Linked DNA regions of Homo sapiens: region 1 is linked to region 2. A link is a loop called in an ENCODE intact Hi-C map of the cell type or tissue named here. Cell type or tissue: IMR-90. All regions are shown on one strand. Links, peaks and the distances in the headings refer to the core of each region. The heading gives the core; the rest is flanking DNA.

The links. A loop is a pair of places that touch in the nucleus more often than their neighbours do. Peaks named below come from ENCODE experiments on the same cell type or tissue, not always from the same donor. Only the 100,000 strongest peaks of a DNase experiment are listed, where the experiment ranks them.
Region 1: it touches region 2 in a loop (4-fold over the local background); 1 of 110 quality-filtered maps calls a loop at or near these places.

Annotation. Positions count from the first base shown.
Region 1 is chr11:27,712,604-27,721,314 of GRCh38, forward strand. It overlaps a transcript of BDNF not described here. Among named protein-coding and RNA genes, the nearest start is that of BDNF, 17 kb to the left of the region's middle. In IMR-90, for the core only: CTCF peaks have their summits at 4,448 and 4,945; a DNase peak (open chromatin) is centred at 4,438; H3K4me3 peaks cover 301 bases; H3K27ac peaks cover 494 bases.
Region 2 is chr11:28,227,055-28,229,554 of GRCh38, forward strand. The region is part of intron 4 of METTL15 (methyltransferase 15, mitochondrial 12S rRNA N4-cytidine); the gene reads left to right. Among named protein-coding and RNA genes, the nearest start is that of METTL15, 120 kb to the left of the region's middle. In IMR-90, for the core only: no CTCF peak of the experiment used is centred there; a DNase peak (open chromatin) is centred at 1,377.

The DNA.
Region 1 (8,711 bases), core at 2,962-5,461, 510 kb before region 2:
CTCCCAGATTCAAGTGATTCTCGTGCCTCAGCCTTCCAAGTAGCTGGGATTAAAGGTACATGCCACCACGCCCAGCTAATTTTTTTTTTTTGGTAAAGACAGGGTTTTGCCATGTTGGCCAGGCTGGTCTGGAACTCCTGACCTCAAGTGATCCACCCGCCTTGGCCTCCCAAAGTGCTGAGATTACAGGTGTGAGCCGTCGCGCCTGGCCCCATTTAGACATTTTTATGAGAAGGGTTTACATAAGCTTTACCAGACTGCCAAGAGAGTTGAGTCCATGGCATGAAAGTCATTACAGTGAGCAATTCTTTCTTTCTTTCTTTCTTTTTTTTTTTTTTTTTTTTGCCAGGCTGGAGTGCAATGGCATGATCTCGGCTTACTACAGCCTCTGTCTCCATGGTTCAAGTTAGTCTCCTACCTCAGCCTCCCAAGTAGCTGAGATTACAGGCATGAACCACTAATTTTTTGTATTTTTAGTAGAGACAGGGTTTTGCCATGTTGGCCAGGCTGGTCTGGAACTCCTGACCTCAAGTGATCCACTCACCTCGGCCTCCCAAAGTGTTGGGATTACAGGCGTTAGCCACCACACTGGGCATCAGAGCAATTCTTAAACATTGATTATGGAAGTTATTGGCAAGTAAGAAGTCCTTAGCGGAGGAGGAAGGTGAAAGCAGAAGAAATCATTGTTTCCTACTAAAGTAGCCAGAACAACAATGAGCATGGAAGGTAGAGAACAGTCAATTCAAGAGCCCCTGTATAATTAGAACTCCACTGTGACTTCCCTTTTTATTTCTCAATTTTTTCCCACATTCTCTTTCTTTTCTCTATTCACTCACACTGCAATGCCCTATCCCAAAGGCTTTGGATGTTTGTGACACCTTTCTGCAATCACCTAATTTGTGTATTTTTTCCCCACAGTAACCTTGTTACTTAGAGACAGGAGGTGGTTGATATATTTCCTTGAAGCGGGAGGAATCAATTCTAACTCCTTTTGGTACTGATGAGCATGGTGCTACAAGGAAATTTCTAGATAGCATAACATTATAACATTCACTCTGGGAACAAAGATCTCAGAGCATTTTCTGCCGCTATTTAGGAAAATTGTTGGATCACCTTTCCCAGGTTGCGAAGATTTTGGAGTGGATTTAACATTCACTCAAAGGTTAAAAACTTTGACAAAGTACATTTTACTTCCTGTAGTGGTCTGGGAAATGCCCAGAGTGGATCAAAATGTCCTATACAAGCTACAGCTTTCTCCCAGCTTCAGGCTGAATTCTTAAATCCAGAGGTTGCATGTTACTAAACTGCTGGTTTTTAGACACTAGACTTTAAAGATTTTTTATTTTTAAATTAATACTTTGTAATACATTTTGCCATTTGTCTAAAATAGAATTCAAGAATGATGTCTGTTATGCCTAGTGCATCAGAAGTTATTTTAAATATGACATCTTTATAAAAGTCAATAGCTGCCTCATCAAAGGGCAATCATGTCTAGTGTGGGTGGCTGTGCCAATTGTTTTTGAACTACTGCAGCAATCTAGCCAATCCCAGGGAATGGCTTGCAGTCTTTCTACACCCACATTTTTTTTCTTAATTATCTCCACCAGGCTGAGTTAGTTAAGGACAGATCTATAGCATTTCCTGGATGTCAAAATGCCCACACACCTTCTGCAATCCTTGGGCTACCTGCTTCCTTTCATGTTTCTTTTGGCTTGTCCATCTAATTATCTATTATCATGTGTATATAATGCATTATTCATGAGACCCAGGCAATTTCAGGATGTAATATTTTTGATTTTAAAAGGAAATGACCTGAAAAATTATAACTTCTGCTTGCACAAAGAAAATAAGCAGTAAATTTGATAGCAGGTCTTCCATCGCACCACCTGCTTTTAAAAATAATCCGCAGAAATTTGAGATCATTCTCTAAATTAAAACTTTCCTAGCCATCATTCCATAAATGAACAGGTTCAACACCTAGATTCCTTCTATTCTGGGTTCAAATATGTTACTTTGATTTTTTTCATGATATACTTCTTAACAAGTTAAAAATTTGCGGTACCCACCCAGAATTGTAAATCACCAAAGGTTAGGGTAACTTAGGCCTTAATTTCCCCTACACTGCAAGAAATAGTTATAGACTATATCTTTTATATCACTCAAACTTGGAACGGAAGTGGAATTTAGAGTTTATTCTGAGAACATCTCTTTTGTTTTATGTGTGAGGAAGCAGAGATCAAGAGTGACTGATTGACTTTTTTGGGTACTGACAAGCGGTTGGAAGTAAAGCCTAAACTCAGGCTTTTAATCTTATTCACTGTGTTCTCTTGAAAAAAGGAATCTTATGAGTCCAGAGGTCTGTCCCCTTCTAAGGATTGGAGCAAATAAAGAGACCAGTCTTTGTCTCTAGGCCACAAGATCCACCAAGATAGGGACCATTTGGTCTTGCTTGTTCTTGAATCTCCAGATTGTAATACAGTTCCTGGCACATAATGGCAAATTATGTGTTGCCAATTAATACTTACAAAATAAAATTATGAATGCTAGAGTCTCTATAGAAAGTATACCTTTTGGGCAAAATGGGAAATGATCAGCCAAGCTCATGATCCACATAAGTATCAGAACATCTACCAAGATAAACAAGTACCCAGTGTCCAAGACTGGGATGAAATTCCAGAGGATTGAAACAAAACAAGCCAGCATGAATTCATGTATCAGATATGAGCTGGGCTAAGTGACCTCTGAGAACCTTCCCAGAACCCAGATTCTATGATTCACAAGTAAAGGTAATGTACATCTTGGCTTTGGTTCTTCTTATTCTTTGTATTTGTTTTTTGGGGAATTAGCAACTATGACTTAGATGGTATGTCAACTAGAGGAAGAGTCCTGCTTTCTTTGAGTGTCTAACTGTGGGAGAGGGAAATACTGTCTTAGGAAGACTAGTTAAAACTTTCCATTAGGCCTGAAATTTTGAAAACTATTTGTAAAAAATGTTTTTAATTTAATTAAATAAATCAAAATAGGAGAAAATAATGCCTACAGCTCCCTCTGATGCCCTAGTGGAGTTTAAGGCAGCATGGTCTAGAGAGGAACAAACACAAATTTCCTTAAAATTTGAAGAAAGACTCTGAGTTAGTCTTTACATCTTACTGGCAGTGTAGTGTTAGATAATTCTGCACCTTACTTTCCTCATCTGTAAAAGGTGATTGGTGATTCCTACCTTACATGACTGATAAGGAAATCAAATGAAACCTATAGAGAGCTGTCAAAGTACTATATGAATCTAAAGTGTTATTACTAGGAAATACAAATAAAGTCTGCACTATAGCAGAAAAATCTCTTATAGGATTGTTTTATAATGTTGGAAAGAAAGCAGAAAAAAAATCCACCTGAATTTTTAAAAAGTCAGAATGAATACTCCAAAAATTGCCAAATGAGATTAGAGGCAGGGTTAAAGAATTCATCCTTCCCTCTCTGCACCATAGTGTTTTAAGGGTATTAATCTTTATGAAACACGTGTATCTTTCTCAAAAGACACTTGTTAAAGCAGCAGCTCTACATTCCAAAGTAAAAGAGGAAAGATGTCATATTTTTGAAATTATAATCACCTTTAAGCCAAAAAGGGGAAAAATTTTTTTGTTGAAAAATTTAATCTTTCTTTAAGACCTCTATTTCCATAGCACTCAATGATGGTAAGCTTTCACTAGATGCTAATGTTTATTTTTATTGCTAAGTAGTACGCAATGTTCTTGACATAGATTATGGCATGTAAATTTAAGAGACTCACTGCTTGTTAAATTCCCACTAGAAAACACACACAGAGACACACACGCCCATACACACACACACACAGACACACACACACACACACACACACACACAGCAGTAGCAGATCAGCAGAGAAAGACACCAGCCAAAGAAAGATAATTTGAGATACTTCTGAGGTAGCAGTTGTAAAATTAAAATAAGCAACTCATTAAATTATCCATAGAGTGAAAAGAAAGCTGCAAAAATAGATATTTTTCTGGCAAGTCAGTGCTTTTCAGAATAAATTTAGTTTTCAGCAGAGCTTTTAAATCTGATGATATCAGTTCATATTCATTAGAGTTATTTAAGTGGTTAGACTAGTTTGTCTAATTAAAACCAAAGAGTAGCTTTACTGGCCTTTGAGAGAAGTATATTTAATAAAAAATATGCTCAGTTAGACATCATTTTAACTGACAGATTGTAAGCAATATGATCGAGTGAATGTTACTTGAGCAAGTTTGAGCCTGGTCCCAAAATTACAGAATTACAAAATAAAAACCCTTTGTAAGTCATGCTTTAATGCTGGTTTTCCCTCATTTCTGTTTCTTGGCTGATTATCTATTTTGTGGTCATCCAGTCCCTTGCCTTCTCTCTCGCTCACTGCCTGATTTTGGAATGTTGTTTCTTACTAAAGCTTCCCCTAGAGGACAGGCCAGGAAAAGGAAAGAAACTAAATTCACCAGCTTCTCTTCTTATTAAGAATTTAGATCAGAAATCTGATAGGGAAAGAGTCTGGCAAATGAAAGGGGAAGCTTATTTATGTTGATTTTAGATCTTTAAAAGCCTTCTTTCCAATGTACATTAATAGACAATTGAAAAATAATATTTTATAAGCCAACTAATCACTTGCTTTTAAAATCCCCACTTACTACCTTGAGCATATACATTAGATTATGTTTTAAAATAACTAGTACTCTGGTTCAGTGAAATGAAAATGATATGTGCAAAGAGAATGTCATAATGATACCTCCCATTTATGGAGTGCCTGCTTCCCAGTTTGCAAAGCCCTTATATATATTCTCTTCTATCCTCCAAAAATTGCTGTGTTGTAGGTCTTACTATCAATGACACTGAAAAAGCTACTGGCAGGATGCTCATATTCTCATCTGAATCAATACTGGTATACTCCATTGGGGGAGCTAGACCAAGCTAAAATCTCACATACAGAAATATTAATATGCAAGACCAAGGGGTATAAAAGTAGGCTAGGTTACTGTTAATTTAATAGCATCTAGGTTAAAATTCTCTCTCTTTCCTCTTTCTTCCCTTCTTCTCTCCATCACCTTCTAGTCTTCTGACTGATTCCAAACAGGACAATTGAAATGTCTTGCCTTCATGCTGAAGAGCTCTTTGTAAATACACATAAACAGTGAATATCAGGTGCACCATTTTTAAAGTGCTATTCATTTCCACAACAGTTTAGGTGAAACCATGTCATCTTACAAGTTGAGTGTGTGTGTGTGTGTGTGTGTGTGTGTGTGTAGAGGATGACGTGACACTTTTGAGGTTTATTTAAGTTGTTAAAGACCTCAAGGTTACAAGACTTAGACTGTTAAGCATTTTTCCTCCCAGAGACACGAAATCTACAATTTTCTCGATTCAACTGTCAACTAAATTGGCAAGTCAACTAAAAGGATAATATTCCCTTAACGATGCATTCATTTGAAGCCCTAGCAACTGTATTAGGCAGCAGCGAGTATTCGCTAGCAAGGGATGGCGCGGGGAGAGGGAACTCTGCAATTTAGAGTGACAGATGATTTCTTTCCCATCCATCAAGCTGCCTCAAAATGTCACAATATTTACACCTCTTTCTTGGTGAATTAGAATCCAGAGACAAGCAGACAGAAAGAAAAAAATAATAATTCCGGCCGGTTGCCGCCTGATTGGAAAAAGCAAGCGTTGCACCTTTAAATTCTGCTCCTCCATTCCCCGTTCCGCACACCACCCCCCCCCGCCCCTCCCGGGATTTTGCAATAAATCTCCCAGTTCTGCGTTCAGCCCTGCAGATCCGTATTTAAAACAGCACCATCTGGGAAGGGTGGGTGGCGATGGTGATGCGGGCGCCTTGGAGTTCCTTTGCAGCACGCTTGGAATTGCATCAGACTGATCAGAAATCCCCCCGCCCCCAAGCTCAGCCCCTCCCGCCACGCTCCCCTGCCCGCCCCTCCCCTCCCCTCCCTTCGCGTAGATCTGACTGAGAAAACGACTGGATCTCGGAACAATCTGTGCCCCATTCGCTGCAGGCTTGCTCCGTAAACCCTGCCCTACGCTCCCTTTGTGTGCCGAGCAGCCTATCACCGTCATCTGATCCTAGCGCCTGTTTTTTATCTTTTCCTTCTGAATTTCCACAATATCCTCGCTTCGCCTATGAATCCACCTGCGCAGAGTTGGGATTCTTTCTTTCGTTCGTTAAAACAGTGGTCTTGAGTTTCGGAAACAGATTTTTCCTACGTTCCCCTCACCCCTACCCCAAGCTCTTGCCTTTTAATTAAGAAGAGCTGATCGGGGGAGGAGTCCAGAACGACCAAACCCTGGGGCGAAAACTGCCACCGGGCTTGGCTCTGTGGCCGGAACAAAAGGCCTGAGAAGGGGGTGGGGGTGAGGGTTATAGGAGTGTGGAGAGCCTGGTGGCCCCCGCCCAGGGGCGCCTAAGTCCCTGAGCTCCCTGAAGAGTGGCAAGAGGATAACGCAGCCGCGCGTTCCGGCAGTTCGCTGTCCCCCGGGGGTGCAGGCGGGGGCGGGAGAGGTAGAACACAGGTCTGGGCGGCTCCGCGCCGCTTCTATCTCACCCGCCAAGCCCCTCACCTCCACCCACCGCCAGTCCCCTGCCCACCCGGGTGGCGGCGGCGGCTCAGCGACTAGCCGGCCGCCCTCCACCGGCGCCTCCGGACGCAACCTCGCCCTGGCAGGGCGGTCTGCGCGTCCAGCTGATTGGTGGCTCTGTCCAGCCGCCGCACGGAGCTAAAAGTGTTCTTCTCCACCGCCTCCAGCCGCCCAGGCCCCCTCGCCCGGCCCGCTCTCTGGCTCTTCGGTCCGGAAAGGACCTTCTACTCCCAGGCGGAGGCTCCCCTTTCCCTGAGTTACCCCGACTGACTCGGACCTGGGCTCAGTGAGGCATCCGGCCCGGCTGGGGAGCGGAGCGCGGTCTCGGCAGCTCCCCTTCCCTTGAGAAAGCGGGAACCCTCTAAGCCAGCGCCCGAAACTCGCGGGGAGGGAGGACAGAAGGGAAAAAAAAAAGAAAACCCAGAAAGAAGCATCCAGCGAGGAGCGAGGGCGACGGAGAGGAAGAGATAGAATGAGGGAGGGATGGAGGCTGGAGGAGGGGGCGGGGTGGAAGAAGGGGGGCGGGAAGGAGGGAGGGAGGGGGAAAGAGAGGGAGGGAGGGATACAGAGAGAATGAATCCTTCTCACTAGAAGAGCTGAAATTACCTTGATTCATTTTTTTGTGTTGGAGGTTTAGCTTTACCTCCTTCCCTCTTCCCAACCTCCACCTCCTCTCCCCACCGCACACCACCTCCACCGCCTGATTCTAAATGCTACAAAGTCAAATTTTAGGAATTCGAATGTTTTGCAAAAGCTTCATAATTAGTAATGAATCTACTGTACACACACACACACACACCAGCAAAGAGAACGGAAAAGAGGGAGGTGAAGAGGAGAAAAAGAGAGATAAATCTTACATTTGAATCAGACATTTGCAGGTCCAAGTTAACTAAACTCATTATATCCGCAGGAAGACTGAGTTTCTTTTTTTTCTTTCTCCCTTTGCCCCAGGGTTCTCACCTAGGGCAATTCAAACTGGGCAAATACCAAGAAACAACCCCCTCTCATGCTCTCCCTCTACCTCCTCCCCTCCACCACGCGTCCTCTCCGGAAGACAGTATCAAAATAGCTCAAGAATTGGGGATGCAAGGGGTCCCCGCCCTGGTGCTTACCTTCTTTGCGGCTTACACCACCCCGGTGGCTAGATCCTGGAGATAAACACTTGCATTTCCCAAAGTTAACCCAGTATACCAACCCGGAGCTTGCCAAGAGTCTATTCCAGCCTACACCGCTAGGAAGCCAACTTCAGCGAGCTCAATGAGGGGACCAAACTGGGGCTCGCTTTCCAAACGCTCCGCTCCAAAATCTGACTCTCTCTCCAGCCCCGATCTCAGTGTGAGCCGAACCTCAGAAAAGACGCTTTTTAAGGGCGACACAGGGTTGGCTTTACAGCGGGGCCAAGAAGACTACCTGGGGGTACCGCCACCTCGGACAAATCCGTTGGCTCTGTCCAAGGTGCTGAATGGACTCCTATCGCCCGGATTACACACCCGGCACAGCAGGAGGAAAAGGCTTAAAAATCTCTAATTAAGTGATACTTGATATTGCTCTAGACGGTTTCTTCCACTTCCTTACGGTTTGTCACGTGCGGATGGCTTTGCCAAAGCCATCCTGTTAATAGTTGATCACATGTTGATGAGAACCTTTTCTTCTACGAGAGGATTACCCATTACCGGTGATATGCACTTCTGACTTATTTCTCTCCCCCCAACCCCACCCCCCATCTACACCTAAACTCCCAGTCTTTACCCCACCCTTACCCCCACTCCACCCCCTAACCCCAACCTCTAACAGCATTATTGTTTTTAGATGGAAATTAACCCCCTTGCAAATGTCAATTACATGCCCACATATAAATCATAGAATATGATCATACACCATACACATTAAGGAAAAGAATAGAATGCAAGACTGCTGAGAGACAAGCATCAGCCTTGAACAACCAATATAACACACACCCCCCCACCCAGCTCCAAGTTTGTTCCACGCAGTTCCACATAGCTGTGTCAAATCTCAAATGATTCCAATTAAAGTTGCACTGTGTAAAAACCCGATTCCCCTGGCCTGAGTAGCTGCTGTTC
Region 2 (2,500 bases), core at 1-2,500:
ATATAACCTTCGCTCAGGAGATGTTAGCCTTGTAAGCTGAAGCTGTTTTTTTGAGGAGGTAAAACTTGACTCTAGTCTACCAAACATAGTTCCGAGGCTTGAGGAATATATGTTTATTCCATAAACATGTATTATACCAACTACTTTTCAGGCAATCTACTAGTTTTGACGGTTCCAGAGGGATTAAGACCTATAGTCTGTGACTTCATAGAGTTTACAATGTAAGCAGAAATTAGACAGAAAACAGATAATTTTACAACTAATTATTTAATTAAAATTGTGATCATGGCTATGAATGAGTAGCGTATGATCTCAGGAATATGATATCAGGATCTAATCTAGTTTAGAACATCTAGGAAGACTTCCAGAGTATTTGAATTCAATTTAGAACATGAAAGATCAATGATAGTTAGCTGGGTGAAGGAGGGAGGGCTATTCTGGCAAGAGAGAGAATTGAAGTGTTGAAAAGAGAATATTCGAAGATCTTTGGCAGAAATGAGAATGGCATATTGAAAGAACTGTAATGTGAATGGATGATAGAAAGGGAGAGGAATGACAGAGTGGTAAGTTAGGGCTAGGCTATACAGGAACTTGTTAGGGATTTTGGACTTCACCTTAAGAACAAAGGGAAAGCACCAAAGTTTTTGAAACAGGGAACTGACATGATCATATTTGCACTTTTAAAAGAATAGTCTTCTTGTTTCTGTGAAGAATGAGTAGGAGGAGGGCAAAATTGGAAAGGATTCAGTGAGATCAATTAGAAGGCTAGGAATTGCTGCTGTATCTGAAAGCTGAGGATAGTTGGGCCTAGATTTTTGTTTCCTGATCATTCTATTAGAAATTCTACTTTGCTTTAATGATCTCTGGCTTCCCGTTTTAATGATATTCTAAATAATTAAAACAATTTATTCCAAGATAAAAGTATGTTTTGTGTTTATAGGTGAAACTGAAGTTAATATTGTGACACTAAATTTTGTAAGACCCTCAAGAATTCCCATTCTTCTGACTTAGCCAGTATAAGGAAGGAGACAAGGAATAAGTTCAGTCTTACCGTGTTCTCAAGTCCAGCAGTATATTTTTATTCTCACAGAAGACTTTCGGTAATTACCTTTTTCTCAGAATCTCCTCCCTTGTGTGTAATCAGTAAGGCTTTTTCATGTCTACCTCAAGGCTTATCTGCTTTAGTATCTGACTGCTCTTTTCCTTCTTTTCCATATAACTCTGGAACCAGACTGCTGAGCTTTTTCTTTTAACTTCAGCTCTGCTATTTACTCACTATAAAACTTTGAATAGGTTACTTAACCACTCTGCTACTCAGTTTTCTCATCTTTAAAAATGGAAATAATAACATTACATACTTCCTAGAAATGATAGGATTAGGCTTAGAACACTGTCTAGCATATCTTTTTAATGAGTCATGAAATCATTTTGTTGGGTCCTGATCAGAGTTTAATGGAATGGAATAAGAATATCATAGTACAGCATATGAAGTTAAATTAAGTATTGTTTCTAATGAAAGAATTTTATGTATACATATATACATATACATATATATGTATTGTAAGTTTCTGTGTATATGTGACTGCAGTTAAACCTTATTGTTGATGAAGTGTCTTGATCAAAATTTTTTGAAAACCACCATGCTATTTGACTACATTCCACATATATTGTTCATGTTGTATATTAAATATTCATTGAAGACAAAAACTATGTCTAACATGTCATATCCCTGCTTGGATATGTTATTTTTAAATTTTTAATTTTTTGCCAAAAACTTTGCAGACTTACAAGGTATCTGAAACTTCTTTATTTCTAGCTGGTTCCTCCCTCTTTGAACTCATCTGGATCTGGCTTATTTCAAATGTCCATCCCCACAGGTGAGAAAGTAGTTTAGATTTTAGAATCAAACAGTCTTGATTTAGAGTCTTAGTTCTGCCTCTTTCTAGCTATGAGATTTTTAGGTCAATGACTTAATCTTTCTATGTCTGTATTTTTATACCTTTAAAATGAGGTACTGTTAATACCTACCTCATGGGATGTTATGAATATTAAATAAGTTTATGCAATTTGTTTATCATAACATTGTTTAATAAATGTTAGTTATAATTGCTTTTAGAATTATCATGTAAGATAATACATAGTTATATTAATTATTATTGTCATTATGCTAAGATTTTGGAAACTTTCATTGGCATACACCAAGATGATGATTGGCAGTTATTTCCTGTCTTTACCTGCTTGGTTCCTTAATATGCACAGATAGAACTGTTTAAGATTTGAGGCCTGGGACACTGCATTCAACTTCCCTCACCTTGCAAAGTGCTCTGGCATCTGCCTTTTGTTATAGACTTTCTCCCCTTGTCAGTGTAAATACTGAAGGCTATACCTGTGCAATGCTCTGAATATTGGTGTCTCCCCTAAATTCCTGTGTTGAAACCTAATAGTATTAAGAAATGAGACCTTTGGGGAAGTGATTAAGTTATGAGTGTTCTACCCTCAC